Regions from separate parts of the Homo sapiens genome. Here regions 1, 2, 4 and 5 are each linked to region 3. Evidence: chromatin loops called from intact Hi-C (ENCODE). Cell type or tissue: natural killer cell. All regions are shown on one strand. Links, peaks and the distances in the headings refer to the core of each region. The heading gives the core; the rest is flanking DNA.

Evidence for each region. A loop is a pair of places that touch in the nucleus more often than their neighbours do. Peaks named below come from ENCODE experiments on the same cell type or tissue, not always from the same donor. Only the 100,000 strongest peaks of a DNase experiment are listed, where the experiment ranks them.
Region 1: it touches region 3 in a loop (3-fold over the local background); 8 of 110 quality-filtered maps call a loop at or near these places.
Region 2: it touches region 3 in a loop (12-fold over the local background); 23 of 110 quality-filtered maps call a loop at or near these places.
Region 4: it touches region 3 in a loop (11-fold over the local background); 8 of 110 quality-filtered maps call a loop at or near these places.
Region 5: a loop joins it to region 3, with 4 times the contacts of the local background. A loop is called at or near these places in 6 of 110 quality-filtered maps.

Annotation. Positions count from the first base shown.
Region 1 is chr3:177,142,570-177,148,556 of GRCh38, reverse strand. The region is part of intron 1 of TBL1XR1 (TBL1X/Y related 1); the gene reads left to right. Among named protein-coding and RNA genes, the nearest start is that of TBL1XR1, 52 kb to the left of the region's middle. RefSeq lists a silencer at 3,722-4,016. In natural killer cell, for the core only: no CTCF peak of the experiment used is centred there; DNase peaks (open chromatin) are centred at 1,755, 2,366, 2,976 and 3,436; H3K27ac peaks cover 1,883 bases.
Region 2 is chr3:177,594,373-177,600,359 of GRCh38, reverse strand. The region is part of intron 2 of LINC00578 (long intergenic non-protein coding RNA 578); the gene reads right to left. Among named protein-coding and RNA genes, the nearest start is that of LINC00578, 160 kb to the right of the region's middle. In natural killer cell, for the core only: no CTCF peak of the experiment used is centred there; DNase peaks (open chromatin) are centred at 2,339 and 2,669; H3K27ac peaks cover 1,631 bases.
Region 3 is chr3:177,357,347-177,363,333 of GRCh38, reverse strand. No RefSeq gene overlaps it. Among named protein-coding and RNA genes, the nearest start is that of LINC00501, 66 kb to the right of the region's middle. RefSeq lists enhancers at 1,669-1,868, 3,159-3,453, 2,964-3,805, 4,479-4,773, 4,660-4,899 and 1 more. In natural killer cell, for the core only: no CTCF peak of the experiment used is centred there; DNase peaks (open chromatin) are centred at 2,743, 3,293, 3,793, 4,513 and 2 weaker places; H3K4me3 peaks cover 1,849 bases; H3K27ac peaks cover 3,260 bases.
Region 4 is chr3:177,676,986-177,682,972 of GRCh38, reverse strand. All of the region lies in intron 3 of LINC00578 (long intergenic non-protein coding RNA 578), which reads right to left. Among named protein-coding and RNA genes, the nearest start is that of LINC02015, 140 kb to the left of the region's middle. In natural killer cell, for the core only: no CTCF peak of the experiment used is centred there; a DNase peak (open chromatin) is centred at 3,332; H3K27ac peaks cover 1,353 bases.
Region 5 is chr3:177,536,247-177,542,233 of GRCh38, reverse strand. It overlaps LINC00578 (long intergenic non-protein coding RNA 578), which reads right to left. Exons shown (of 4, transcript NR_047568.1): 2 at 2,741-2,839. Among named protein-coding and RNA genes, the nearest start is that of LINC00578, 97 kb to the right of the region's middle. In natural killer cell, for the core only: no CTCF peak of the experiment used is centred there; a DNase peak (open chromatin) is centred at 3,023; H3K27ac peaks cover 1,507 bases.

The DNA of each region.
Region 1 (5,987 bases), core at 720-5,719, 210 kb after region 3:
TTTTTAGTAGAGATGGGGTTTCACCATATTGGTCAGGCTGGTCTCGAACTCCTGACCTCGTTATCCACCCACCTCAGCCTCCCAAAGTGCTGGCATTACAGGCGTGAGCCACTGTGCCTGAGAGGTTTATTTTTGAGATCAAAGAGTATGCCATGTCTTTAGCCATAAGAGAAGCTGGGAATTTTAAATTCTAATTTCTAGTTTAGATAGTAAGTAGATTTCAGAACGTGGAAATATCCACAAATTAAAAAGTCTTTTCAAACTTGATAGATGTCCACAACAGTAAATACTTAACTGTCCCCTATCAGCATGTATACCTCCTTTTGTACTTAAACTTTCAACATCCTTAACTAGCTGTCATCTAAAAAATCTACAATTTATAAAAAGTTTGTGTTATATTCTAAATTGGTGAGTTGGTTATTTAGATCCTAAAATTGATTCTTCATTCAGAACAAAAAAATTATAAAATAACGGACTTGTTTCCATGGTAGCCAGAATAAGTAAGGTTGTTGACAAAAGCTAAGTGTCTGTTTCACAGAGATAACTTTCTTAATGGTGGAAAGATTCTGGGTGTTACCATATTGCTACCAGGTAGCTCTGTGTCCCCTGTGAAATGTGGTACTGTTTGGTGTGGAGGTGAGAGGAACTCAAGAGTTAATTGTTGCTTATAGTAGATCACATTATTCAAAAACAGTTGCTTCCCTTCTTTACTGGCTTCTCCCTACAGGACCTCCTATTTGTGGGAGGAGTACTTCCTTGTTCCTGTGGACATCAGGAATGGCCATGGAACTTGATTTGGCCACTGGAAGATGAGTAGAAGTGATTATTTGTCATGTCTAAGCTGAAGCCTTATTAGGAGCCATTGCATGAATGATTTTTGCTAATTTTCCTCAGCCCCAAGAAAAATGGGCCAGATAAAGACTATTTCTTTTGCTAGATTCCAGAATGAAGAAGATGCCTGTAGCCAACCTGTAGCTGACAACAAAAATGAGAAATACATTTTGCGCTGTCTGTTGAACCCAAGACCCTTTCAGAGTAAAACTAATTTAATAATCATAAGTACTTTCTTTCACTGTGTTGACATTTGCACTTTGGCTCAAAAGTGATGTTTTGGAAAACTTGCTGGTTAGGAAAAAATCAGTGCAGTTTCTTCAAACTATGTTCTGCAGCACCATCACCACATATTTATAGTAAACGAAGTTTTACTTGGTCGGGCATCGTGGCTCATCCCTGTAATCCCAGCACTTTGAGAGGCTGAGGCAGGAGAATTGCTTGAGCACAGGAGTTTGAGACCAGCCTGGGCAACATAGGGAGACCTCGTCTCTATAAAAAAACCAAAAATGTTAGCTGGGCATGGTGATGCGTGCCTGTAGTCCCAGCTACTTAGGAGGCTGAGCTGTGGTGATCCCTTGAGTCCAGGAGGTTGAGGCTGCAGTGAGCCAAAATCACGCCATTGCACTCCAGGCTGGGTGATAGAGTAAGACTACATCTCTTAAAAAAAAAAAAAAAGTCTTAGGAATCTCCTTGATGAAGCAGTAAAAAGTATTAATCTAAAAAAATCATGATCTGAATCTGAATCATTTTAATGGTCTTTGTGATGAAATGGGAAATGTTCATAAAATACTTGTGAATGCAAAAGTATGATGGTTTCAGAGGGAAAACTCTTGGGCATTATTTGAGTTATGAGCAGAACCAGCCTTCTTTAATTTTCGCTTGAAACAGTGACTCACTATGGTGATTCTGACATGAGCATTTTAGAGATATTTTCTCAAACAAAGTGAGCTTTTACTTTAAGGAAAACAACGGACGGTATTTGTTGCCAGTGATAAAATCTGAGATTTCACGTGATAGTTTGGGTTTTGGAAAATTATTAGATACTGTGAGCTTGATAGCTTCCTGTTATTTAGAATTTTTCTGATGATCTTGGTAAAAGTAGTAGTGAATACAACTTTTTTTTTTTTTTTTTTGAGATGGAGTCTCGCTCAGCTGCCCAGGCTGGAGTGCAGTGGCGTGATCTTGGCTTACCACAACCTCCGCCTCCTGGGTTCGAGACCAGCCTGGCCAACATGGTGAAACCCCCATCTCTACTAAAAATACAAAAAATTACCTGGGCATGGTGACGGATGCCTGTAGTCCCAGCTACTCGGGAGCCTGAGGCAGGAGAATCACTTGAACCCGGGAGGCAAAGGTTGCAGTGAGCCGAGATCACGCCATTGCACTCCAGCGTGGGCAACAAGAGCAAAACTCCCATCTCAAAACAAACAAAGCATATCATATGAAAGCCAGAAAACTGACTTAACCTGAGGCAGTATAGTGAAGATGTACTGCTGTACAAGCCAAATGAAAGCAAATTGCTTCTGAAATTCTGTTTGTAGAGATAGAGAAACCTTTGCCAGAATGATAGCTGCATATCAGGTACTGAACTAAGCAGATCACATATGAATACCAGCTCTTCCTTGTAGTCATTAAGATTAAAACACAGTCATCCTCTAAAAATATTTGTTTTCTGTATTAGCCAGACAGTTGTATTAAGTAGGTACCTGCTAGGAATTGCAATCCTTGCATCTTTCAGTTCTTTGACAATTCTTTCAGGAATGCAAATTACTTTTGTTTGGAGGGAGAGCTCCTGGGATCTCCATCAGACTTCCTGATAAAAACTACCCTGCAACTCCACCTGTCATGGCATCAGTATGGGAATTTTGTCTGTTGGAAAACTAAGACTGCCCTTTGCAACTATATGTTCAACACCTGGAGAAGATAACCAATAAATTGGGAGGGTTAATCTACTCTGATAAATGGACTTTTGACCAAAACTTTATTATTTGACCACTGTCATTCCTCTTTCTGACAAATGTGCCACATTGGTGCTATCTGGGTCTTTTAGAGATTTAAGAGTTAGCTTTTATAGTCCCAGAAAGGTCTGGGTGTTTCACTTTTCAAGTACATGGTTACCTTAGTAAGGGGCTGTTGATCTTTGTGGAAAGCCAAGAGGGAAATCACAGTACTTGTGATGTAATTATAGAGCTTTGTCTAAAGGATACCTTGCCTTACTGCCTTTATTCTAGAGGGTCTGCGAACTTTGAGAGGCTGTTATTTTTCTATCTTGGTGGCTTATGTCCCCCTTGTCAGGTCTCTGTATTCCATACATATTTGTTTACCCAGGTTAGGAGTTAGCAGACTTTTTCTATAGGGAGCCAGATATACAGTCACTGAAAAAAACAATGCAGTGCTGCCATTGTAGTGCTAAAGCAGCCATAAATAGTACATAAATGAGCTTTTCTGTTCAATTAAAACTTTATTTACTAAAACACAGTGGGTCAGATTTGCCTCCGGTTGTAGTTTTCATACCTCTGGTGTAGATCACATAGGATTATAGTGGAATGTCTTTATGTTACGGTTTTAGGGACTTTCCAAGGTTCCTGCAGACAAACCAGTTTGATAACCACTAGGTTCCTGTTCGTTAAGCTTGCCTGGTACCACTTGAAGTTATAATTAAACAGTCAACAAAATCAGCCTGTGCATTTGAGTTTTGGTTTTAAAGCTTTAGAGCAGGGGTTGGCAAACTGCAGTCTGCAGGCCAAATGTGGCCAGCCTGTTTTTTTGTGATCCACAAGTTAAAAATGTTTTCCATAATTTAAAATAATTGAATAAAGAAGATCAAAAAAGAATGATATTATTTTGTGACAAGTTAAAAATTACATGAAATTCAAATTTTCATGTGTAAAGTTTTATTGAAATACAGCCACATTGATTAATTTATGTGTAGGTTATGGCTGCTTTCTTTTTCTTTTTTTCTTTTTTTTTGGGACGGAGTCTCCCTCTGTCGCCCAGGCTGGAGTGCAGTGGTGCAATCTCGGCGCACTGCAAGCTCCGCCTCCTGGGTTCACGCCATTCTCCTGCCTCAGCCTCTGAGTAGCTGGAACTACAGGCACCCGCTACCACACCCAGCCAATTTTTTTTTTTCTAAAGTAGAGATGGGGTTTCACTGTGCTAGCCAGGATGGTCTCGATCTCCTGACCTCATGATCCACCCGCCTTGGCCTCCCAAAGTGCTGGGATTACAGGCGTGAGCCACCGCGCCCGGCCAGGTTATGGCTGCTTTCACTTCACAACTACACAGTTGAGTAGTTGCAACAGAGACCTTTGGCCTTGGAAGAATTACTATCTGGCCCTTTACAGAAAAACGTTTTCTAACCTTGGCTTAAGATGGAGAACGATTCTTTAATGTTGTACTTAGTAACTGCCTCTTTCTTTGTCAGTGCCATGAGTCAAAAATTTATGCTGTGAATATGTCACTTTGTGTTTTTTTTTGAGACGGAGTTTTGCTCTTGTTTCCCAGGCTGGAGTGCAGTGGTGTGATCTCAGCTCACTCCAACCTCCGCCTCCCGGGGTTCAAGCGATTTTCGTGCCCCAGCCTCCTGAGTAGCTGGGATTACAGGCATATAGCACCATGCCCAGCTAATTTTGTATTTTTAGTAGAGACGGGGTTTCTCCATGTTGGTCAGGCTGGTCTTAAACTCCCTACCTCAGGTGATCCGCCTGCCTCCCAAAGTGCTGGGATTACAGGCATGAGCCACCATGCCCGGCCTGAATATGTCACTTTCTTAACTCCAACACTGTTAGAAGCAGTCATCCCCACTCCACTGTCCTCGTATATCTGTGGCATGACCTTCATAGATTTCTACCAGTCTCACTTGTTCCCCAAAGCGTTGTTTTCTTTAGTCACTTCATTGCAGATGACCACAGTTGATAATTTAATTCTGTTAGAGCCTGAATGAACTATCAGAGACCCATCTTATATAATTAGCTGTACCCTCACTGAATTGAAACCTAAACAATTGGATAATATTCTCAGATTCCCATCACCTTGAAAGTTTGCTCATTTACCTACTTCACATGGTAGTTACAATAATTTAATGAGATAAATATAATCTAGTATTTTACTGAATTTTCACTTGCACAGGCACTGAGCCAGGTGCTTTTCACACATAACAAAAAGTTTAATTTCAAAGGTTAGCTGATAAATATTTTAAATTTAGGAATAAATATCCCCCTGCCCCATCATCACTTCACGTACTGTAAAAAACTTACAGCATTTACAAGTTTTAAAATCACATTAAAGTGGTTGACATAAATTAATATCTTTGCCTATAATATTCCTTCCCTTTTTTTTTTGACTTGTAGATACAGTTGATTTTTGTCATTCACTGTAGTTATGTTCTTTATAGTTGCCTTGAACACTGACTTAGCAAATACTGAGCATCGCTCCTACGGGAATATGCAGGGTTAGGTTCCTGTAGGCCTCGGTCATAACATTTTTGTCAGCTGATCAATAGTAACTGTGTGTTTCTGTTTAAAGATAACTTCCTAATATATATTGTTGATTGATTAATATTGCATTTAGAGTCAACAGCACTAAAACTCATATGAACAAAGCTTATTTCCCACACATATTTTCTCTGCAGCCTTTTTGTACTTAGCAATACTAGATAGCCCTAAGCATAGTGATCAAGTGCTATTTTAAATAGTGAAATGACCAACAGAAAGCACAAACATGCAAAAACGTGGCACTAAATAGACCACCCAAAGGACATTTGTTTGCCATATGATGGCTGAAACAAGGCAGAATGCTGTCTTTTTTTTGTCTTCAGGTGGGTAAGTGTACAATGGGCACCTCAAATTTTTCATCATTTTGTGCATGTCCACATATGATTGCAAAAGTGCTGCAAGTATTAATTTTGGTGCAAGCAGGCAAATTCATAAATGTGAAATCCATGAATTGGTGAGGATTGACTGTATTTCCCTTGATGCCACTAATTTATTATTGTAAATTTATTATTTTAAATTTTTATTTCACTTGCTTCTTAAATTTACTTATTTTAATCGTAAATAGACATAAAAATTTACTATATTAACTGTTAAAAAATGTATAGTTCAATAGTGTTAAGTAAATTCCTACTGAGGTAGGAGACGGGACTTGACTCCAGA
Region 2 (5,987 bases), core at 308-5,307, 240 kb before region 3:
TTTTCTGAATTTTTCAAATGACCTACAATAACTATGCATGACTTCTATAATTAGGAAGGAAGTTACACATTTTTATTTATTATAAGAATGCCATGTTAGATGAATGAACTACAAAATTGCAATTAAGACCAAGAAATCACAACAAAATACATTAGTAACAGAAGAAACCATCCTGAGACACCTCTCCCTGAATCTCTTGCAAATCATTAAGGGACCCCACCCTCCAGGTCATCATTAAAGGTAATTGTTCTAGAGGATTCTGAGGGAATAACAAAGTCTATACTTACTCCCTTCCCCAAACCAGGGCAAACAGCCAAATGTAAACATATTTTTAAATCTTGCTTTATTGTGTTGTTTATTCAAACTCAGTATTTTAGAAACGTATTCACTTGAGACAGAAATATAAGCAGCCTGGATGTCGGGGGGTTTGTTACAGGAGCACTGCCTGCCAGGAGGTGTGGAATCGTGAAGGGTGGTAGGTAGAGTAGGCACGGGGTGGTATGTAAGTTTGTGCAGGAAGGAAATAAAGAAGAGTATAGGCTTTGCCCAAATGTATGGTGTTTCTGAAGCCTTCCTAATGTCTAACCTATGAGGGCACACGCACGTGGAGCATCCCTGGACCCCCAACCCCACCCTTCCTTCCTCTTGCTCCATTCTTTCCCACACCCTTTCCACTTCTGCCCTTTGCTTGTATCACAGCTTCACTTGTCAAGGTTCTTATATGAAGATCTATTGTGTCATTTTAAAGATTTGTAAGGGCCCACATTGCTAAAACATAAAACGAACAAGAACTGACTTGTGTGCATAGAATAGGTCTCTTTCCTCAGAAAAGGAAGTGGCTTGGGAAAAAAAAATCCACAGGGTAGTTTCCAATATCACTACATTCTGGAAGTCGAGCTAGAGGAAGTAAGTTGGATGCTTACTTAATAGCCCTCACCAACAATGGTTTCTGGGACCAAAATGAATAGCACTTTTTGTTTTATTTTGCTTCTACCTTACTTTATACTAATTATATGAAGTGGGTTTTTCAATGTACTCTCTGCTTTTACATTCTGTCATCAGCTCACTTCCTCCCTCCCCTCTGCTTCCACCAGTTGGGGAAAAGTCTCTCATACATGATTATTGGCAAAGTGTTCCCACAAGTCATTAATTGAATCCTATTTCCCACAATAGCCATAGTACAAATTATTTTACATATCCAATTGCAAAATAGATGGCCCTGAATTTGTTTTTAAGACACTCATGTTATACAACTCAACTAGTATGGATGGAAGAAATCTAGTCTTTAGCATTATATATTGGTGTCCTAGTTCGTCAGGATCAAATTGATAAATATGAGAAAATTAAGCTAGGCGCTAAGTTTCGTGAGGGTATGGACCATTTCTCGCCACCCACCCCAATGCCTAACACAGTCCTGGCATGTGGATGGCATCAATAACATTTGAACTAAAATGTAATCGAATTGAATAGAAGTTTAATGATATCGCCAAGCTTAATTAGGCTGCAGCACTGTAAAAAAAAAAAAAAACTGGATCCTAAATAGACTAGTAGGTTCAGAAAACCCTGTCTGGTGGGTATCCGTCTGCACAGCATAAACAGACTGCTGCATTGACTGGAGAGAAAATAGGGAGGTAGGAATTTGCCTATGCAAAGCCAAGAAGCTGGCACTTTCCACCATTGGGTATGCAACCTGGTGAAATTTGGCAGTCAGTCTTAGCCAAAGGGGAAAGAAGCCACTCTGTCTTTAAGGACAGGCTTTCTGGAGAGACCTGCTTTCAAAAATCTCAAGGCCGTGACAAGTCACCACAAATCCGTCCTTTGCTAAACTGACTCTAAAGTGAAGCAACTGACTCCCTTCTGTGTTCCAAAAGCTTTTACATATTCAAGAGTCTTTTTCATACAGTAGCTCCAGAAAGACCTTTTTGAGTTTTTTTTTTCTTTTTTTCCATTTTAAACATCTTTTGTCTGGCAAATAAAGTCATCCTTCATCATTTTAATGTGTAAAACATTTCCAGCCAAAATGTGATTGAACTGTGCCAGATCAAAGGTTATAATGCAATTTGTCCAAGTCAGTAGGAAAATAGAATGTTAAGCATGAGAAACATTCTGAGACAGCAGGGGTGAAATGTAGTCCCCTCTCCACTGTGAACAGGGTAAGAGAAGATGAAAACCCAGGAAAAACAATTCAGCAAAAAAACAAGAACATTCAAAAGCCCAGAAGAGAATTCTGAAGTGCGGAGAAGACCTGGAGAATGTCATATTAACGATGAGTGGCAACTGAAAAAAAAGAAGAAAACCTTTCAGGAAGTAGAGGATACACGAAGTCAACAGGAAATGAACTGTGGGTTATTTAAGGTTATCTGAGAGCTAAATGTGCCCTAAGTGTGACCCAGTAAAGGAGGAAAGGTCTCTATAGAGATGCTAAGAGGTTGTCTGCTGGATGCATTACAGTGGGTATTAGACTTCTGGTTGTTTTTTTTTTAATCAATATGTGATCCAAGAATCACATCAAAGAAGGCCTCTCCTCCAAGCCCCATAAGCCAAACATAGGCTGCCTACGTTTGAAAGACCTGTACATACACAGATCCCATCCCTCAACTGCCTCCGTGTGTTTTTAATGGACTCTTCACAAGCCTAAACTGGCTATGTTCCAGCCATGAAGCATGAGGCTGGAGAACAGCTTTTTTGTCTTCACCAGCCAAGCATTCACTTCCTGTGAAGCCAGATAGATAATGAGAGGGAAACAAAACCGCGTTGCAGGGTCATCAGTTCAGCCTTGCCGCTTCTAAACAGAAATATATGTAGTGAATCAAAAAAGGCTTGTCTGAATGTGCCTTGGTCGAAGCACTGAGAGTCTACCTAGAGCATTCAGCAATGTCTGGAGCATTTCTGGAAGCCATCCACAGGAAACTGAAGCCACCGCATTGATTTCATAAGGATTCATTCTCCCCAGGCTGCTGGGTTTAAAATGGGCTGAGTGAGCCAGAGTACAAATTCAAATTTGCTTAGGCAATACCGAATCCTGCTAGATTGTAACCCTCTGCTGCCAAACTTCTGGAAAACTGCTTAAATTATGGCCATAATGTCTCTTGTCAGAAAACAAATGGATAAAGTCTTCTCCCACTTCCTGGGAAGAAACCAGTAAGCTGGGATAGCTTGGAGCACACTGGAACATTGCAAACCACAAATGTCTAAATTACCCAGCCAGGTGAGTCCATCCAGTTCTGGTCTGAAATGTGCCCTGAAGCAATACAGACATGCAGAACAGAGTTGCCCTGGCATAGTCAGCAGCGTGGAAAGCTGTGTGATTAAAGCCAAGGGATGTGCATGGGAGTTGTATGAGTGAGCAGAAGGAGGTATAGCTTTTGATACAATCTTCCTCCTTTGGGATGGAACACTTACACCTCTGGTTTTCATTTGCAAAGAGAAAAAAAAAGCAAAAGAATAAACAACAGAAAATATGACTTTGGATGCTTCTTTCAACATCTGAGTAAACCTTTAAGGAGATTCCAGGCAATAGAACTTGGCACTGTGCTTCACAAGTTGGTGTAAAATAACTGGTGCCAAATGCTAAAAGGGAATATCCTTATGACTCTGCATGAAAACTCTGGCAAAGCCCACTCCCTTGCAAAAGGGTCTTCCATGATGCTTTTGCCACAGAAATCCAGTATAATTCCACAGCACTGGGGTCTGGCACCTTTTCCTGGCATGACTCCTTGCTGTACGTATATGTGTATATCCAAGCATCTATGCTTAATGAGCATGCACTCAAATTCTATCTGGCTCGCCTAGTTAACAAGGTTTGGGCAGTCAGGAATATGTTGGGGCAATCACAGCATGGTTTTAAGATAAAAGGAAGGTGTTCTCTTCCTGGAAAGACTCCAGCAGTCCACAACCTAGACAAAGCCACGTCTGAGTCAGAGCCTGTGACCTGTGAATGTGACCAGTTCCCCAGAGTTTCTGGAAGACTTCACTGTAGTCTCCTTCAGCAAGTGAATTGCTCCCAGTCCCACCTCAAGCAAGTTGACACTGAACAGCAAATCTGCCCTATATTCAGCTGAAAATTCATGTTGGTTTGAAAGCCAAGAGGAGGGGATAAAACCTCTTGATGAAGCTAATAGGAGGGGTTTACATAAAGATGCAAATACAGTTGAGAATAATCTCCAAATTGGAGGTGGGGTTATGATTGGTCCTCATCTCTAGAGATATAGACAAAATCATTGCTACTTTAATTATTCATCGACATAACACAGGGATCAGTCACTACGGTTTAATAAGAGAAATTGTATTCTAGCGCCACTGACCTCAAGGAGCTTACAACAGTCATCATAAGCAATACTTGTAGAGGTGTTTGACATTTCACAAAATGCTTGTTGCATGTATCAGTGCAGAGATATGTAAGAGAAACATAAACTAAATGAGAATAAAAGAGTCATTATAAACTGGTGTATAATAATACATCAAATGACTAGTACTAAGAGTCATCACTGGGATATCAGAGGAGAAAATGGCTGCTTCAACCAACCAAAGGATGATTGGGAATGGAAAGTTTATGAGATGGGAGATTTGAAAGAGGAAAAACATTCTTACCAGAGAAGATAAACATCTTTTTTTTCTGTCAGATAACAAACTATATTTTGAACCTTTCTATGTTGTAGGCACTGTGCCAGGTGCTGGATTTATAACCACAAAAACAGAGGGGCAGAATGTCTGCATTTCCAGTGGGCAAGACAGACAATGTGTAAGTAAACAAGTAAATAAACAAGAGAATCAGATAATGCAATAAGTGCCGTGAAGGAAATAAATAGTGATGTGACAGGTCTTTTTTTTTTTTTTTTTAGTTCTCTATTGTGCACGTAGCAAGTGCTCAGTTAGTTCAATCTTATTAAACATGTGGTAGCACAAAACTGCATAATATTTCAAAATAAAAGCTCCAATGACAATTTCACCAACTCCTCTGCAGTTGGAAATCCACCAAGTGTAAATTAACTTTGGCCTGCTGGTTACCCTCAAAACAGCAATTGCATGCCTCCTTCACTCAGTGTTCTGGGCCAAACATACAATCAAAGTAGAACAAAATAATGAGGGCAGAAGAGTCAAATGATGTATGAAAATGAATAAAATATTGTTATAATATTCAGAGGCAAATTTATGATTTATATAGAAAATTTCTAATATATTCGCTAGTCATGACTTTGAAAAGGCAGAAAATGATGTGAGGAAGGCAACCAAAGATTGTCTTCCTGAAAACAGAATGCAACTTCTTCAAAGGTGAAAATCATAGTCATAGAATTGGATACACAGTGCCAAGAAAACAACTTGATTGCTCCCTTGTCACTAATTGGTTAAATAAAACAATTTTATTTCCGTTGTATGATTGCAGTCTTAGTCTGAGGCACACTGTTCCACGTTTAGTCTGATGTTTGACCCCTGTGAAAGAAGCAGAAATTTGTCAACTGAGGCAAGATGTGTTAACAGGGATAACAGTGTGAAAAATATTAAAGTGCCTTCTCTCCAGGCTTAGTGAGACTTTCTCCTGCACCAGTGGTGGGGAGAGTGTTACAAAGGGAAAGCAAAGAGAAAAAACAAAATAATATTCAGCTTCTGATATTCAAATAACATTTTTCAGCAAATAGGCGCGAAAGCAGGCTATGTCAAGAACTAGAGAGAGCATATTCTATAATTTTGCAGAATATCAAAAAGCAAGCCTAAGGAACTCACATCATATTGTATCTTCTATAGTCAGAAAATATACTCCTTTGATCTATTGATAACTAGGCCCTGAGCCTAGTATGATATAGAAGCAGAAAAATCCTAAAGCCCTTTCTTACTGTCCTTCAACATACCAGGAGGGCTGTCTGCTCACTTGCTGGCTAAATGAAAGCAATGCAGCAGAGAACTCCAAGGAAGCCCTAAGGTATCACTGTGGAATAAAACTTTCTATGATGATGTGACAAAGATTCTTTGCTGAACAAACTTAGACTCCT
Region 3 (5,987 bases), core at 618-5,617:
TACCTATTAACCAAGAAAAATCAAGTAACAAAAAAACAAACTAGTAGGTATTCAGTAACACTTAAAATTATTAAATGAATTGTTATATTCATCAAAATAGCATCTAAAGATTTTAACCCATATAGATGTGAAGTATATGATCCACTTATCTAGAGAATATCTAGGACACCCAGTGATTCACAGCAACTCTGTACTACACTACAGCCTCCAGTCTCGGAACCACACTGGATGGGTTCCGTTGACCTTTGCAGAGTGGTCTTTCCCTGTGGGGAGGCTAGAAAAATACTGAAGCAGCTCATTTCAAGTGGATATCCTGCTAAGGTATACACAGATTCAAATGCTTTCTGCAGTCAAGCAAGTAGCTTAAATGAGGGAACCTGCCTATGGGTGAGAAAAGAGGGAGAGGCTGGAATTGTAGGCAACAGAAGGCTGTGTGCCGGGTTTCAAAGGGGCAGCTGCTATCCAGCCCCACCCAATTGTTGACAAGGCTTCTGTTGCCTGCAGCTTTTTACTTTTCAGGAAAAGCTGGATTTTCCTGTGAATCCTCTGGATTTTTAATCCAACTTTTCTAAAAACAACTGTTCAGGCTAACCTAAATACAAATGGGAGCTAAATCCACGTTCAATGTCTGCACCAGTGCAACTGGAAGTGTGGTCCCAGGTTCAACAACTGTTTCTTGCATTCCACAATGAGATGTGCATAGCAACTGAGAATAACACTTAGAAATAGCCATAACAGTTTGACAGGGTAATTTTGTCATGTAATTTTCTGAATCTAATAATAAAAAATTGGCTTGTATCTTATACATCTGTTTTATTTCCCTAATTTTTTAGAAACAAAAATATCAGTGGGCAGTAGATTAAAAATCTTGCCCATGACAGTTTAAGAAGCATTGCTGTGGTCTTCATCAAAGCAAGCGGACCACTGGAGGATGCTGTATTTGATAACTGAATCTCCGTGTCTAGAATCGTCACATGGACCGCCTGAAAGAGACAAGCCTATGAATCAAAATGCAACCAGTTCTTTCCAGCTGACAAATATTTGGCAGTAAAGAACCAGAGGAACGGGGGAAATAATGTCACTCCCGGAGGACCGCTCCTAGCCCATCAGATTACCAGGGTTCCTCCAGGGCCAGCTGTGGGAGGAATAGCCTGATGCCACGGTCACCTGGAGTTCCTTCTCCCTCCCACAGCACAGGAGGACCAGCCCCTTAGAGGCCCTCACTGAAGGGCAGAGGGCATGCTCTCAGGCGGTCATTTCTGTGTCTACCTGTTCCAACACACTGAGCTTGTCCAGGGCAGAGACTCCTGCTCCTCCATCCCCCCAACATGGCTCTTCTTCACTGAATTCTCTCCTCCTCTGCCAAATATAAGGTTCCTTGCTAGGCAAAGAACCTTGTCAGCCTCTAGTTAGGGGTGCTGAACTTTGGCAACTGGTAGCCTGCCTCCTACTTATCAGGTTCTATCCAAGCTGATCCTCCAGACTTTGTCCTCCCCTGCTTAGGCAGAAACTCTAGGGTAGGAAGTCCGTTGCCCGCTGCCGAAGCTCAGCACCCAAAGCAAGGTGGCCCACGTCCTTCCCTAGCACGGATCCCTATAGTAGGCAGTTGTGTCTGGGAGAGGCTAAGGCAAAGACGAGAGGGTCAGCTGGGCTAAAAACCGGAAGTGCTTAGAGACTGAAGAGTTTCTTCATCTTGAGAACCAAAAAGACAGACTGTCAGGTCTGCATGCTCCTCTCTGAGCTGAGGGAAACCCCCTAGGTAAATAGCTCCCAGTTGGAGGCGAGTGCCCCGACCCTTCCCCACTTCAGCAGCTTCAGCCTCCAGACTCAACACATGCTGGGCCATCTTGGAGGTCTGGTGTTCCAGGCCTCCCCAGCTGCCTGCACCTCCGAAAGGGGAAATGGGGGTGGGGTGGGAGGGCCAGGCCTGGGGAAGTGATTTTAGAAGTGCAAGTCTGGTGGGAGAGTTTTTCCGTCAGACCATCTGGAGGGAAGTAGTCATAATCTACTACAAGTTCTCCCGAAATGATCAAGTACACATAGGGAAATTGTTACATTGTTGAAAAACATGTCTGCTTCGCTTCCTCCTGGGGAGCTCTAAAGACTTTTATCAGAGATGGACTCCCTGCTTGAGGTACAGAGAGATTAAGATGAGGCCAAAGAACAGCTCTCTCCCCTTGTAATTCTCCAGGTAGCCAGTTTTCAGCTGGCTGCCATTTTTTGCAATTTAAGATGCTAAGAGAATTTAAATGAGATCAGCCCTGTGTGTGTAAAGAAGGAAACAGTCTGTATGGCCAAACAGAAAAGGTACCATGTTGTATGAGTTACTGCCTTTCACGTTAACTGGTGTGTGTGTGTGTGTGTGTGTGTGTGTGTAGAACAAAAGTACAGTTGTCTATACAATTAGTTATTTAAGCTATTTCAAGTACCATTACAGCAAGGGGGAAGGGAGGGAACATCTAAACTACATAAAATTATTTTTAAAAATTCGTTCTAGAAAAAAGGAAATGCCAGAGTAGTAAGATAAGGAGTCTTAATTAGCAACAAATTCATCTATTTCCTTCCTCCAAAACCGAGACAGTCTTCTAAGGCAATTTGCTTGGAGAGCAGTTTTGCGCCATAAATCTGGGACATGTTTTTCATGTGTGTTTGCCCTGTGTGAGGCTTAAGAAAAACACAGCAACCAAACCATCCAGTTCAGCCCTGGAGGGAAAGACCTAGAAGACCTAATCACCCGTGATGGCGATTACATAACAGAGAATCGCGCGCGCGCGCGCGCACACACACACACACACACACACACACACACACACACTCCAAGAGTCTCAAAAAAAAAAAAAAGAAAATCAGCCTTTGGCTTCCTGTCACAGAAGATATCTCCTTTTTTTTTTTTTCCTTTGTGAGGATCACTAAGAATGCTTCTTAAAGACCAAGTGGATGTCTTTGGTAGAAATAGAGGTCACTTAAGGATGATTTATAAGTGCACCCGAAGGCAAAATGAAGCATGTATCGATATCTAAAGTGCATCTGCATTTAGTGAAGCAAAAGCTCATAGTCTGTTTCTAATTTGTGCCTTGCAGATGCCCTCCCCACTAGGGAAAGGCCTGGCTCTGAGCAGCCGCCCCTCCCCGAGGCCGCCAAGCTCCCAGTTCAGGCCCTTTCTTGGGCAGCCGGAGTGCTCCTCTCTTAGATAATGCCAGGTACTCTGGAAAGTAGCCGTGTAATAATACACAAACCCCTGATGATGTCAGCGTGTTATTGACTTTCCAAGTCTGAATGACTGAGCAGAGGAGCGGGGGTGGGGCGCAATCCATCCGGCAGCGCGGAGACCGGCCAAGCGAAAATGGGCTCGCCAGCCTGGCGGGGGAGGGGCGGCTCGCAACAGCGGCGGCTGCTTCGAGCTCCGGCTCTGCCGCCGCGGCGTCGGGGTCGCTGCCGCCCAGCCCAGGCGGGGCTCGGGTTCCCGCTCCTCTGATGTTTACGTTTGGTCAAAAACTCCTCAGACAGAAATAACTAATGCCTCCCCCCGGAAGCTTTTACCACGTGGCAGAGTGGGGTCACAAAGGGGGGAGCAGTGGCACGAAGGGGATGGGGAGGAAGACCTCCCTGTTCCCTCCCCCACCCTGCAGGGGCCTTCCTCTTAGGCTGCAGAGCCGAGGGTCGCTCTCCGTGGTGGAGTTCCCTCTGCAGAAGACCCCTGGAAAATTGCACTTCAGCAGTGGTGACATTTTATAGGCCATGATTTGCTGCATTTATGGCTCTGGCAGTGCAGGTGCGGAGTCGTAGGCTCCCGTTCTCACCCTGCAAATTGCTCACAGTGCAATCTGTCATCTTCAAGGCTAGGTGTGAACCGGGCAGGGTTGCCCTTAAAACGGAATTGCAGTTAAAGGCCGGGATCTGGAAGGAAGCGCTCTACCCCGGGGCGTGGCCTTTCCCACCGGCTCTGGACCTTTCCTTCAAGCCCCGCCATGCGCGCCCACCGACTTGGCTGTCGCAGCCTGGGGGCACTGGGCGCCCTGGGCTCTGCCTGCCTGCAGAGCTCTCATTCTTTCCGTTCCAGGCCTGTGGAATCCTCCAGTGAACAAGGCCTCATGCTGGCCTCTGCCCCACCCCACTGCGAGGAGCCGCTCCTCCTCCGAGGCCTATGGTTTTTCTCCCCGCGGAGTGGGCTTGGTGGGAGCACCGCGTGGCGCAAACAGCACGGGGGGACTTTGGAATCGCCTGGACTTGAGCCCTGCCCCACCACGTGTTCGCTGTGTGAATGTGGACAGGGTGGTTACCCTCTCTACAGCCCGCGTCTTAAAATGGGAGTAGTAACAACCCCCTCAACAGTTGTTCTGAGGATTAAGTGAAATTCAGATTTCATAGGAGACCTTTTTCAATAGTCAAGTCTCTCGCCTTTATGAGTCAAGTTCCACTGGGGCCAGAGGCCCTGTGGTTGTTTCTGAAAACAAGGTCAGCAGAAGTGCTAGACCCATTGTTTCCTCAACTCAGCCCTTCCCCCTACACTCCTGGCAAAGTGGAGCCCGCAGCCTCTTCCGACCCACTTCCACCTTCACCCACACCCACAGGCTTACAGGGCAGAGCTGTTTTGTTGACGGGGCGGGGGTGGGGGTGGGGACGTGGAAACTGTACCTCTGACCTAAGCTGGACCATTCACGGCCCTTCTCAAATTTCCCTCCCCCACCTTGCCACAGGGGATTGGTCCCAGCGGGAAGAGCTGACATATTTGAATCCAATCAAAAGCCTTCTTGGGAAATTTTGAAACTGGAAGTGAAAAAGTCAGTTTCTCCCCAGGGCTAAAACTGCAAGATATTATAACATACATGACCATGTTTCCCATGGTCAGGAGAGGAGAGGCAAGGCCAATCTGAAGGCAGAAACAGAGATAAAGATCGAGCAGAAAACAAAGATAGAGCCTCAGCCACAGCCAGACAGGCTGGGAGAGAGCGCTGAGGCCAACAGGAGTCTAATGTTATTGGCAGCATCGGTTCCTGTGTCCCTGGTACAGCCCTGCCTGCCCCCGATTCCTTGCGACAGCCCATTATTTTTTGCCACAAATTCTTATTGTTTAACCTAGTTTGTGTTTTTGTTGCTTCTAATCCAAAAATCCCATGGCATTTACTAGTTTAACTTACACAGTATGTCAGTTGAGTTCAAGAGCTCCCCAGCCCCATTATAACCCCCCGAGAAGTCTTCTATCCTCCGCAGCATATGTCAGTGCCCCATAACAAGGTGCTCAATAAATGCTCTTCAGATTGCACTGAGCAAGTTGTGAGTGGACGGGAAGTGCCCTGGTGGCTGTTGAAACTGGAGGCTTCAACTGGTTAATTTAAAGGGGAAGCATCGCCAATTGCCACAGACTTCTAGAAGCCCATTTATTGTACCCTAGTGGTAATTAGGGCTTATTCAAGTGAATAGAAAGAGAAAAGAGAAGAAACTTTATCCCCTCTAAATTGCATTTAATAAAAATCTTGGAGAAAATGAGTGAATTGTCAGGCTTAATAATTTCCCCTGGGTCTTTGTTGGAGGGAGGCTGAGGAAATGTACAGTATTCTACATTTATAGGACAGCAGATCTGCATTTTAACAGAGTAAAATGCAGTCGTGGCTTACCCTCCTTTTTTCCCCCTTCATTTGTTTCCAAAGGGTTTTTTTCCAGCTCATGAGTCACTTCCAGTCAGATTCAAAGACAAAAGCCGGCTAATTGTGTGTCCATGAGTCAGGGTCCCACCCTGCCTTATCTGAACACCCTTTCTAGCTCTGAGAAGACAGAGCAATTTTCAGCCTATAAGGCATTGAGTGGAACCTGTTACACACCGCTTCTGGGTCAGGCTCTTTAGGGAGCAGTCCAGGCCCTTCCATTTCCTTCTGGCATCTGGCAGCTGATAGCACCTTGGGGTGTTTCCTTGCCAGTGTTATTTTCAGTCAGGAACTGTGCAGTCTACCCTGTTCCTAAGGCACCCTGTTGAGCCCAGAGAGATAAAG
Region 4 (5,987 bases), core at 455-5,454, 320 kb before region 3:
GATAAGAGAGTGTCTGTCTTTGACACAACTTTAAGAGACCTGAGCCCACTATATTCCTCTAATTATATTCTCTCAGTCAAAAAAAATTTTTTTTTTTTGTTAAGCCCCTGTTATAAGCAACGCACTGTTGGGGGTGGGGAAGGCAGAAGGACAAAAAGAAAAGATCTAATTTGAGCTCAGGAGCCAGACATAAAAGCAGGAAGTGTTAACAATGCAAAAGATACCAAACAAAACAAAAACCCAAAAAAAAGTACAGGGAGGGGGGTGAGTTGGCAAATAATTAATCCATCTGTAGAGGAAACCAATTATTTTGTCTGCTAAATACGCTTCCCTTCTTCTAAGAATAAAAGAGGTTTCCTCTACTTCTGGGTGTTGTTCCTTCCAGCCCCCGACCTCGAATCCTGTAATACCCACGGGAACTGCACTTTCTTTCATGGTCCCACTCCCCTGACCATAATTGATTGGTAAGGAATGAGTCCTAGCAGCATGTAAGTCCTCCGGTGCCAGTTTCTTCCTGTAACCAACTACATCCTTGCTTGACTCTTTGTTTGATTTTTCAATCTTTTTTATCAATAATATGAGTACCCAGCTAGTGAATTTCCCCTTTGATGAAGCCAATTCAAATCGGATGACCGTTACTTGCAACTCAAAGAGTCTTATTAAACTTCTAAGTGATTAAATTCTGACTTGCATTATAATTGTTTGCATTCTTTCCTCCAAACTTCTAGGTTGTAGAGCAAACACTGTCTCATTCATCTTTGTGTCACAGTAAGTGGCTAGTTCTATTAATTTGTACTAAGCAGGTAGTATCAAGCGAGTAATACTAGTTACAGTAAAAATAAATGCCCAGCTCTTAGTTTCTTGACACCTTACAAGTTTATTTCTCACCCACCTTGATGGGTGTTCTTAAAGGGGAAGTGGCTGTCATCTAGGTGGTGTTTCAGGGACCCAGGCAACTTTCATTTTGTGGCGCCACCTCTCATGGCCATGGCTCCTGTGCTGGATCCTGCACAGGCAGGAGCAGATAGCATGAAGAGGCCTGCTACTTCTTAGCTACCTGGGCCCAGAAGTGACCTGCACCTCTTCTGCTCTCATTGTGTTGGTAAGAAGCAGCCACACAGATACAAGGGCTGAGAAATACCATCCTAGCTGAGCAACAGTTCCTAGCAACAGCTCTACTCTATGGAAAGGAGGTAGTAATCTTTGGTGGAAAATTAGCTATAAGAGAGAAAGAGAAAGAAAGATGCATGGGATGGGGGAAGGAGGAAAAAGAACAGAAACGAAGAACGGAAGAAAGAAAAAAGAAACTTTAGAGCAAGGCAAAGAGAAAATACATTATGGGGGCTAGAGATGGGGAAAGATTGCTTCAAGGAGCAGGAATCGAGCCTTTTGTTTGCATTTTCTTAATTATATAAAGCCCACTAAAAACATCATAGATTATGAAAAAACAAGTAGAGGAACTCTGCTGACTATCTTAGTGAAATGGCAACACTTCTAACATACATTTTTTTTTTAAATTCCTCTAAATTATTGCCCTTAGAATCTAAGCAGCATAAGTCAAAGGTCATAGCTCCAACAGCTTTCCTTGTCAAAATTATCTTCACAGGAAGCAGTCAATCATGTAAAAGCACAAAGCAATCTGCCAAAGGACTTTCCTTAATGGTTGAAATTCCAAGGATGCAGAAGTCTTAAAATGGTTGTTTCTTCTAGTCAATTGAATCCCAAGTCCCTTCTGTGAGGACAATGTACAACCCTTGGAACAAACAGAAACATTTCAAAGCCTCTCTGGAGACCTTCCAAGTGTTTTTAAATTAATTTTTCTCCTGAAAACATTCAAAGCCCAAACCCCCATATACCTTCAATTATATTCTCTTGGTCATACATGACAGTTGGATTCTGGTCATGAAGTGTTGTTCTGGGGCAGATCCCAGTTCTTCAGGAAAAGGAAGAGAATCAGGGAGATAGGGGTTTTCAACAAGTCTAGACCCCAATTATGGAGGGCCCCAAGAACTGCAGAGTGTCATAGCAAGTTCTCGGGCACTAAAGGGAACTTCTAAAACACAAAGACCATATTTCATTCACCCTTGTATTTCTAGTGCCTAGCACAGTATCTGACACCAAGCAAGCATTCGATAAATATTTGATGAATAAATAAATGAATGGAGCTGGAATTTAGTGATTATGTCTTGGATGCGAAGTGAGTATTTGGCCTCAGCAACAAAGAGCACAAAATAATCTAGAACTGGGGCACAAGATTGGAGCAAGACAAAGAAGACATACTAGATGCTGAATTTCTTTAAATACTTTAAGTTGGAAACCAGTCTAGTCACAGAGTCAAGAGCAAAGATGAGTCACCAAGAACTCAAAAGAATTTAGCTATTTAGGTGGCATGTTGAGTCAGGAAGCCAAGAAAGTTATTATTTATAAATTATTATATAATCTGATTGGAAAAGGTCAATAATAGTAAAAGATCTGGGTTTGTTCTTCATAAGCTTATCTGTTACTCCAAGAAGCAAAACCAGCCTTGAGCAATACTGTAAAATAAACCTCACCTTCTTATCTCCCCTTTTGTCATTATCTTATAGTCAGCAAATGCCCCTCCTCAGGTCCAATGGCTTTAAATTTTAATCACCCCTTACTACCCACATCATCCAGGGACAATACCACTTGCTCTTGCTTCAGATGTTCTCATCATAAGTGTACCCATCTCATGTCTCAATCATCAGGCTTTGCTCCAGCTGGTTGCCTAACTCACTCATCTGCTCATGAATTCAGAAAGGGCATTAGTGATAAATTCAGGTAAAATATAGTCTTGTTTATTAGTGCCTTCTGGAGACAAGGTCTTTGCCCAATGGAGTATCTCTAATCATGAACATTTCTAAGTGAAGTAAGGCCACTGGGGAGGAGATCAGGGGCTGGCTGAACTTTTACTGCCCTTTAAATCACACCAGGGGAGGCAGCTACTCTTTCTGTCAGATCCGGCAGGCTGGCTAGCAAACCCTTTTAAAACAGCAACTGTCCTGGTTAAATTAACGCTGAAAGACCTCTCATGGCAAAACCTCAGCCTGGGGCCAGTCAGAAAGATAACGGTTTCATTAGCTGGTATCTTTTCAAAAGGATGCCTGAGTCATTTCCCTTTAGACCACTCTGACTCCTCTATTTCTGGTTATCTCAAAACACTTCTTATAAATTAATAGTTGAAAGCACACATCAGTGGTCTGTGGTGTCCCTTATATATGCCTTTGAAAAAACATCACCAGATAGCTAAAGAACAAAATTAAACTTTTCCTCCAAGACTGTAACTGTACCCAAACCACACCTGCCCCAGCAGTTACTCACGGCCTAAGGAGGGACATCCTGCTACAACCCGATGATGAGTTTCAGGGTGTTTGTGTTCAAAAAACCCTGCAAAATACCAGGCTGCCAAGTTAATAAAAGGGAAGTGTTGGCAACCATTGTGTAGGCTTATGAATTTTACCCATTTTTCTTTTCCTAGTGTCACTACTGCTGCCTTATATTTTTTTCAGAAATAATAGAATATAAGTGAATTCATATAAATATATATGCATATATATACATATACATATATACACACATTCATACATATGTAAAGTCACTATTCCTAGAAATATTCCCAAAGGAAGCTGCCTTTTAAAATGTTTTTCCTTCAAAATAACAGAGTAGGTTATAGTCTTTGTTGTGAATTATAATCGTCTCACATATTCAGCAGACAGCTCTCTAGAAACTCAACCAAATACATTTTCCCTCTTGAACTGAACAGAAACAATAACAAAAAAGAAAAGACTCTAGCACTGAAGAGGAATGTACTTAGATCAGGTTTATAGACTTTATAGCAGACGATAAATAAGGTCACCCTGGAGCCATAAAGGCCAGAACTAATTGACATATTCAAGGATTCATGAAACCAACAGAATGTCTTTAGCCAACGGAGGACATGAAATTAAACATACAATGGACTGTATGTAGGAAGCAGACCCAGGGAAGCCAGTCAAATGATAGGAAATGGCAGAGGAAAAGTCAAAAGAGAAATCAGGCAAACAGCCACAGCCTTTTATAAGCTCAGACACCTGAGGATACCATTCTGTGACCCAACAGTTTACAAATAATAAAGTGATGGTGCTGAGTCTTAATGAAAAGGTTAGGTCATATCTGATAGACTGTTTAATAAGACAGGAAGATGAGCAATGCATCCTAGATAATTATCCATTAACAATGGTTTTCAGAAAGGTTTGATACATAAAATGTATTTTTAAGAATCTAAACATTGCAAGTACTTTATTCCTGAATGTCAACCAATAGATGAAGTGTGAGTATGTTAGTTAACCATGTTCAAGAACTGAGAACAATAGAGGGAGAAACTGTCAAATGTCTACTCTATTATTTTTTACTCCAGTTTTGTTACTTTCAAGTACTTGGAGTATTTTTAATTTTAAAGGACCTGTTTTAATAACTAATAATTAGATATGCATGTTCTCAAATTAACATATTGAGAGTTGAAGAATAATCCTTCTGAAAAGCTTCTATATATCTATTTCAGTCATTTATCCAAGTATGCCAGGGACACTTCTTCACTTCTTGGTCAGGAGATACAGTGGTGAAAAGGTTTTTTGTCTATCCAAATGGCATCCCAGCCTCAATATGATTTTGCTTTTACTTTTGCTTAGAGTCTAAAAATTCTTTGTTTGTCACTCAAATTATTGTAAATTCTAAATCAACTAAGTTTATATGAAGTGGCAATTGTGCTAAGCAGTTCTAGCCTCAAGAAATATTCAGATCAATACAAACCCATCCATGATCACCTGGACTCAGAATCTAGCCATGAAGAACCAAGTAGACAGTCACTGAAATAAAATAAATGCCATGTTAGAGCTGTAAACACAAGACTTATTATGAGAGCAATGACAAAAGGAGTAAGCATCGTTTAGTGTGTGTGTGTGTGTGTGTGTGTGTGTGTATGTATGTATGCTCACACATATATACATATAGATCCATTAACAATATATGTGTATATATGTATATATATGTATTGTGTGTGCATATATATATGTAGTGTATATTTGTGTGTGCATATATGTATTTCTGGCTGGAAATTAAATACATGGAGAGATAGATAGTTAGGTCCAGAGATAGATATGTTTTGACTCCAGTAACAGATAATACTGATGCTCTACTTCATGAAAATAAAAACATAGCATAGTAATTTGGGATTACAGCATCCACCATTAGACAAATCTAACCTGGAAACATAGTTCTGCCACCTATTAGCTGTGCAATCTTGAAGAAGTTACTTGACCTCTCTCAGCTTCTGTTTTCAACTATTAAGTACAGGTAATAATAGTATCTAATTTAGAGAGTTATTAAATCCTTTCATAGAGGAAAATCAAAAATCATTGATTATTTTCCTTCTGATTGATTAGTAGTATATAAATGCATTTTAAAGTAGTCTATGCTCTCCACACATTCAGAGGATTCTGGTTTTCATTTTAAAATTAGGTATAAAATGTTGTGTTCAAGAGTGCAAACAAGGAAGGGGGTTGGGCACGTCAAGCACACAGGTATACACACCCAAAAGAATAGCAACCAACAGCAAGGCAGAGGTAAGAGCTCCAGCTTTTTTGGAAGCTCTCCTGAAGGCCCAGATATTTTTAGATTATTTTTTAAATGGAAAACAGACATACACACTAAATGGCATAGAACAAACACCCAGAAATATTTTGCTTCGATTTTTCATGGGTTATTTTTACAGATCTGTCTTGCTGTGTGAATTTCATTGTGAATGAAATGAATCCGTGAGCATGCTTCCATGGAAACCTGTTTCTTTGTGATTGGCTGAGCGGTATCCAGGCAATTCAACAATACCTCAGAAAGTACAAGTACTGTTAATATTTAACAGACACAGTAAAACCTACCAACCCCAACCCCATGGCATTTGTTATGCAACTCACCATTAATAAAGAAATGCAGGT
Region 5 (5,987 bases), core at 312-5,311, 180 kb before region 3:
TACACATGCTCCAGGAATGATCACTGCTGTAATCCTAAACACCTAGTCTTCCAATACAAAAATTCAGCCTCCCATGTGTAACTGACCCTTGCCTTGACAGATTTCTGAAACTATAGTTCAGAAACTATTGCAACCAGAGTTGCTAGGGAGTAACTTTGCCCTTTCCTGCCTAGTGATTTCTTTGGGGGAACAACTCATAATTTACAAGATATTTTCAGCAAGGCAGCCCGGCCTGCAGGACTGGGACCCTTCCTGAGCCCACCTGTAACTTCATGACAAATGCTTTAATAATCTGCCTGTTTGCTGCTTCTCGCCCTTCAGTGCTTTGCTCTAAAGACATTTGTTTTTTAAATCTATCTGAGGAAAAAGCCCTGGATAATGCAGCTTTTTCCATGATTCTCTCCACGGCCTGCCCACAGGTCAGTATTCAAGATGCCAGTGCCTCAGAGCCTAATTATTAGATGACATATTTCCTCCCGAGGCGGCACAAGCTGTTTCTTCCTTTCATAAGGTAAAAATGTGTGGACTAATCCATAATCAAACAAGGAGGGAAAATCTCTACTTAGCATAAGCACAGTCCAGAACAAAAGTTCTAACACCAATTAGTAACAATATGAATTTAAATCAGAATAGCCAATTTGCCAGTATGAAAATCCCAACCAGGAAAATGTTTCTTCCTTTTCTACAATAACAGCCCCCTCATGTACAAATAGTAGAGTGCCAGAGAGTTAGAGATCCTCTATTGGTATTTTAAAATTCTTCTATGCATAGCCATTGTCTTCATTGCAGCAACCAACCAGGGTGTTGCTGGGCAGGAGAATGTGCAAAATTATCCCAGCAGGTCATCTAATAGTGAACATGACTATGATATGGGGGCTAGCTGGAACAGCCATAAAGCTAAGATAGTACTCAGTAGAAAGAGCAGGGGGATCGGCCAGGCATGGTGGCTCATGCCTGTAATCCCAGCACATTGGGAGCCCAAGGCAGGTGGATCACCTGAGTTCGGGGGTTTGAGACCACCAGCCTGGCCAACATAGTGAAACCCCGTCTCTACTAAAAATACCTAAATTAGCTGGGTGTGGTGGTGTGCATCTCTGGTCCCAGCTACTCAGGAGGCTGAGGCAGGAGAATCGCTTGAACCCAGAAGGTGGAGGTTGCAGTGAGCCGAGATTGCACCATTGCACTCCAAACTGGGTGAGAAGAGCGAAACTCTGTCTCCAAAAAAATGAAAGAAAGAAAGAGAAGGAAAGAAAGAAAGAAAGAAAGAAAGAAAGAAAGAAAGAAAGAAGAGAGAGAAGAGAAAGAAGAGAAGAGAAGAGAAGGATTCATGAAGTTCTAGTCCACCTCTTCCTCAACACAGCTGTGAGGCAAGGAGCAAGTCATTTGCCCTTTCTGAGCCTCAGTTTCCTCATTGTAAAATGGCAAAAGTAATATGTGAAATGTCTTGGGAATTAAAGTGCCACTCAAATGTAGGAGATGATTAGTAACAGAATCATAGGACAGTTTTCCATTGAGCCCAAAGGTACGAGCAGCACAGTCCCTACCTAATTTGGTGCTATGGTGCAGCTATGGCTAAGAGTCGATGCAAATGGAACCCTCATGGGTGTTACCAACTGTATCCTCGCAAGAGTAGTTTTCGTCTCCCTGCACCTTAGGCCTTCAGAAATGAGTTTTTCCAAATATTGTTTGAAATCACAGAAAGAATTCACAACCAGAGTATATATACCTGCTTCTTTGAATAAGTGCTTCTTCTCTTACAAGCACTGAATCTAAGATCTGAGGCTAAAGATGGGTGAAACTCTTCCTCATACTCTCTAGGGATAAAGTAGTGGCATTCTTCATGTAAAATGGACTCTCTCCATTGGCCCCATGTAGTATAATGTTCAGATTTACAAATTTGTATTTTATTCCCTCCAATGAATGCATAGCAATATATAATACAGATAGATCCAGTTAAAGACACTTTCAGACCCTGAGTGACTGAGTTTAAAAAGTCAAACACAGAAATTAGACAAATGATATATGTGAAGTAAAGAGAATTTGGAAGCATTGATCAACAAAGAGGATATATTAAATATAGAGATGAAGAAAAGTAACTTGAACTGAATGAAAGAACAATGAAAATGTTACACAACATTTTAAAAGAGGCACCAATGACAAACATTGGTTGAGTAAATAATTATCTTAGGGAAAAAGTCAGGAGAGCACCTTAATTAAATTACTTAATTTAATTAAAGAGTTTCATTAACTTATTAAAACCTTCAAAAATCCATGGGTTTCCTCTAACAAAGCCTGCTGAAGCCCACTGTGGGCGGGATGCTGTGCTCTCAGTGGAAGGGTAATGCCAGAGAAGAAGATGGAGGAGAACTGGGTTTGAGCCCCAGTGTTATCCTTTGCTGCAGGACTTTAAGCAAGGTGCTCAGCTTCTCTGGGTCTGGTTTCTACAACTGCAAGATGTGTGATTAGACTAGATTAAAAGTAGCAAACTGGAGATCAAAAGGCTGCTCTCCAAATGAACCATAACAAAAACATTTTGGAAACTACATAAAAATCAAGACTGCTGGATTTTCCTGAAAAGTTAGAGTAGCCCCTCACTTTGGTTAGCCTTACTGTACGCAATAATAGGCTGGAGCTGATTGTCTTTCTGCCAGGGGAAAGTATAGTTCCCTAGTGGTATGTGGAGTCAGCAAATGTCTGCTTACACAATTACACTTTGCCCTGCTTCACTCACTTAAATTACCTGCCCGGGCCTGGGAGCATTTACATTTGTACCACTGAATAGCTGTTCTCCATCATCCCATTTGGTCTTCAGACTCCATAATCCTTTAAAGCTCTGCACCTGGAATGAAAAATCCAGCACAGTGAATTCTCGTCTTACTCTCTAATTTCAATCATCCCACCAGTTGGAGAAAAGCACTTAGAGATTTGGATCTAGAAACTGAAACGTATGTACTGATGGTCTGAAAACTCTTTAAAAAATAAACTAACCACCTTCCACCCCTCACGTGTCACTGTGGTATTTACTTTAGCTTCCTGTTCATCCGCTTTGCTTCCTGTCCAAGTTGATTTCTGCTTTACAGTCAAATGTACAAAGACTTTCCATAGTAATCAATTTCAAAGCATAACATTAATCTTTTTCACTTGAACCAAACACTTCAGAAACCTAAAATGCTAACTTAATGAGAATAATACCTGGATGCCAAAGATGGAACCCTTGAAGCTTTTTAAACAACTAAAGGATTTCCTGCAAACACTAAATCTTGTCTCTTACCCCTTTTTAAACCACTTCCATAAAAGGAAATATATTCTATTTTGACCAGACCGAGCACAAACACAAGGTTAAAAATGTTTGCCTGACACTTTTCAATACCCCTGCTTTGAATGCAGCAGTTTGTTTTGCTGCCGTATTTCTTTCAAATGATGTGCTTTGTGAGAATTCTAGATTCATCAAAATACCTATAAGCAAAGTTTTTAGTAGAAAGCGTTAGCTAGCTGCTTGCATGCTTTTGAATGTGAGAGATTTTCCCATATGTTGCCATATCATTTAGATTATATCTAAGTGATGCCAAAAAACTGGAGGAAAAGAGGGAGATTCTATTATCTATGTTTTATCTGCAAGTCACCAAACAGATAGCTGTTTCAGATCACCCAGCTGTGTGGCAACATATAGCTAAAACATCTGGGTGATTAGCTGAATTACTCATTTTCATCAAGACATTTTGTTCTCCTATAGACAATATCTGAGCTGTACACATGGATGTGTACAGTATATGCGTGTGTTTACCTATGTACATGTGTCCCTAAGATGACAAATTTAAGCAATTGTTTTAGACACAAAATGCAGGGTGAGATCTCCCTTCATCTCCTGCTGGACGATTCTAACAACCAATGGCTCTTTTCCATCTATGCCTGCCAACCCTGAATCAGGCCAAGGAGCAAAGCTGGGAGGTCAACCCAGGCAAAGCCAGCAGAAAAGGGCTGTACTTCCCTTCTTTGCAATCCCAAGCCAAGAATTGCTGACCCTGAGTGTGCACACAAATTGCTGGTAGATGAGGCATTGGGGAATGCAGCAGGGGCGGGAAGAATCACAAAATAATAGAAAGCTACTATTTAAAATGTGCATATTCGGTACAAGGCTCTAGGCTAAATGTCTTTACCTGCATTGTCCCATTTGATTCTCACAATAACTCTTTAAGGCAAGAACTATTATTCTCACTCTCCTACTTTTTTTTCTTTGGTTTTTTGGTGGTGTTTGTTTGTGTTTTTTTGTTTTTTTTTTTTTTTTTTTTTACAAATGAGGAGACTCAGAAAAGTTAAGTAACAAGCAAGTGTCTGTATTTGAAGGCAAGTTTGTCTGACTTCCAAACACACCTCTTAGTAATGCAACTACACTGCTTAGTCTGGGTTGCAGGTGGCCACCCTCCTCAAAGTGACACTGGAGCACTTTCAAAGCATGTCATCCCAGGCTGAGATGATAGTCCTGGTTAAGCTCCCTCCCCACAAGATTATAAAGTAGAGTAATGGTGACAACTGCCCCTGTGCTGATCCAAAGCTTCACTACTGAAACCTTAGTTAATTCCCTAAAATCTTTGAGCAGGGTTCGGGAGGAAGAGGGAACCAAAGTTACGCAGTCTTCACAATAAAAATACATGCCATTTGAATCACTAAAGTGGGCAAGGTATAATTTATACTGTTATATTTCAAGCTGACTAGTTCCTGTATTTTCTAACAAGTCCAGTCTCAAACATTCTCTCTCTCATTGTCAATCTATCTATTTTGATTTGGGGTTTATAAAATTAGACTGCTGAACTCCCATGGTAGACTGTGACCTCATCTACCATCTTGGTATGTTACAGTTATTTGAGTTATGGATGGCTGCAATTATTTTATTAAATATATGCTCACTATAGCACTTTTAATATATGGCCATTAAATATTGTGCTTAAGGGGACACTTCTCCCGGAAAAAAAAAATGCATGTTTTTTATTCTTGGAATCTGGGCAGGAATGATATATCACATCATGGTACCATGAGGCAAACAATAGAAGATATTGAACACAGAAAACTTTTGAAACTAAACAAGCAAATAATTGTCATCCCAATTATTTCATTATGGCTGACAATAGAATGACACAAAAGACTGAGTGAGTGGCTCCCAGAATGGCATGACAATCATAAAAGACTCAAGACACAAAGAGACAGCAGAATTCATACAATATGCAGTGTACAGTAAAACCTTGTTATTCTGATCACAGATCTTTTTCCCCGAGTAGTATGTAATTCAAAACAATTCCCACTCCTCAACTGCCTAGACAGTCTTATTGTTAGTTTATTAAAATACGAGCTCATTTTAACCTGGCTAATTCAAGTCAAATTTTGCCAGCCCCTTACATGGTAACTAATGAGATTTTACTTCAACTCTGTTTCATCTCCTGGCCTCTGACTACTCCCAAATTAGTTTCACAAATGCAATTGTGCAGAGTAAAAGAAAACCACCATACTGAATGGTAATAACACATGTGGAAAAATATATGTTGAATAGCTGTTCTTTCATGACTTTCTGAGTTCTCTGCCCTTTTTAAAATTTCCCTTATGTTTATATATTAAACTATAATCTGAATGTACTCAAAGCATGTGATTTATAGAAAAAGAGAAGGAAAGAGAGGAAGAGAGATTTAAAGTTTTTCACTGCTAAGAAAAACCATTAGTATCTAATAATAATAATATATCATAATAATGCAATGTATTGGCACTGACTACATGCAAAAAAATTTTAAATATTTTATAGAGTCTTCACAGTAACCATAAATTCAGTACTATAAGCCTTCTTTTGTTGATGAAGAGAGGCACAGAAAGGTTAAGCAACTTGCCCCAGGCCATGAAGTTGTAAGTGGCCAGCGGCTGGACTCAGGGTGAACAGCAATTTAGGCCTCTGGTTAGGAGGACAAAGATGAGGCTGGCCAAGTCCACATGCTGAGCTCCATCTT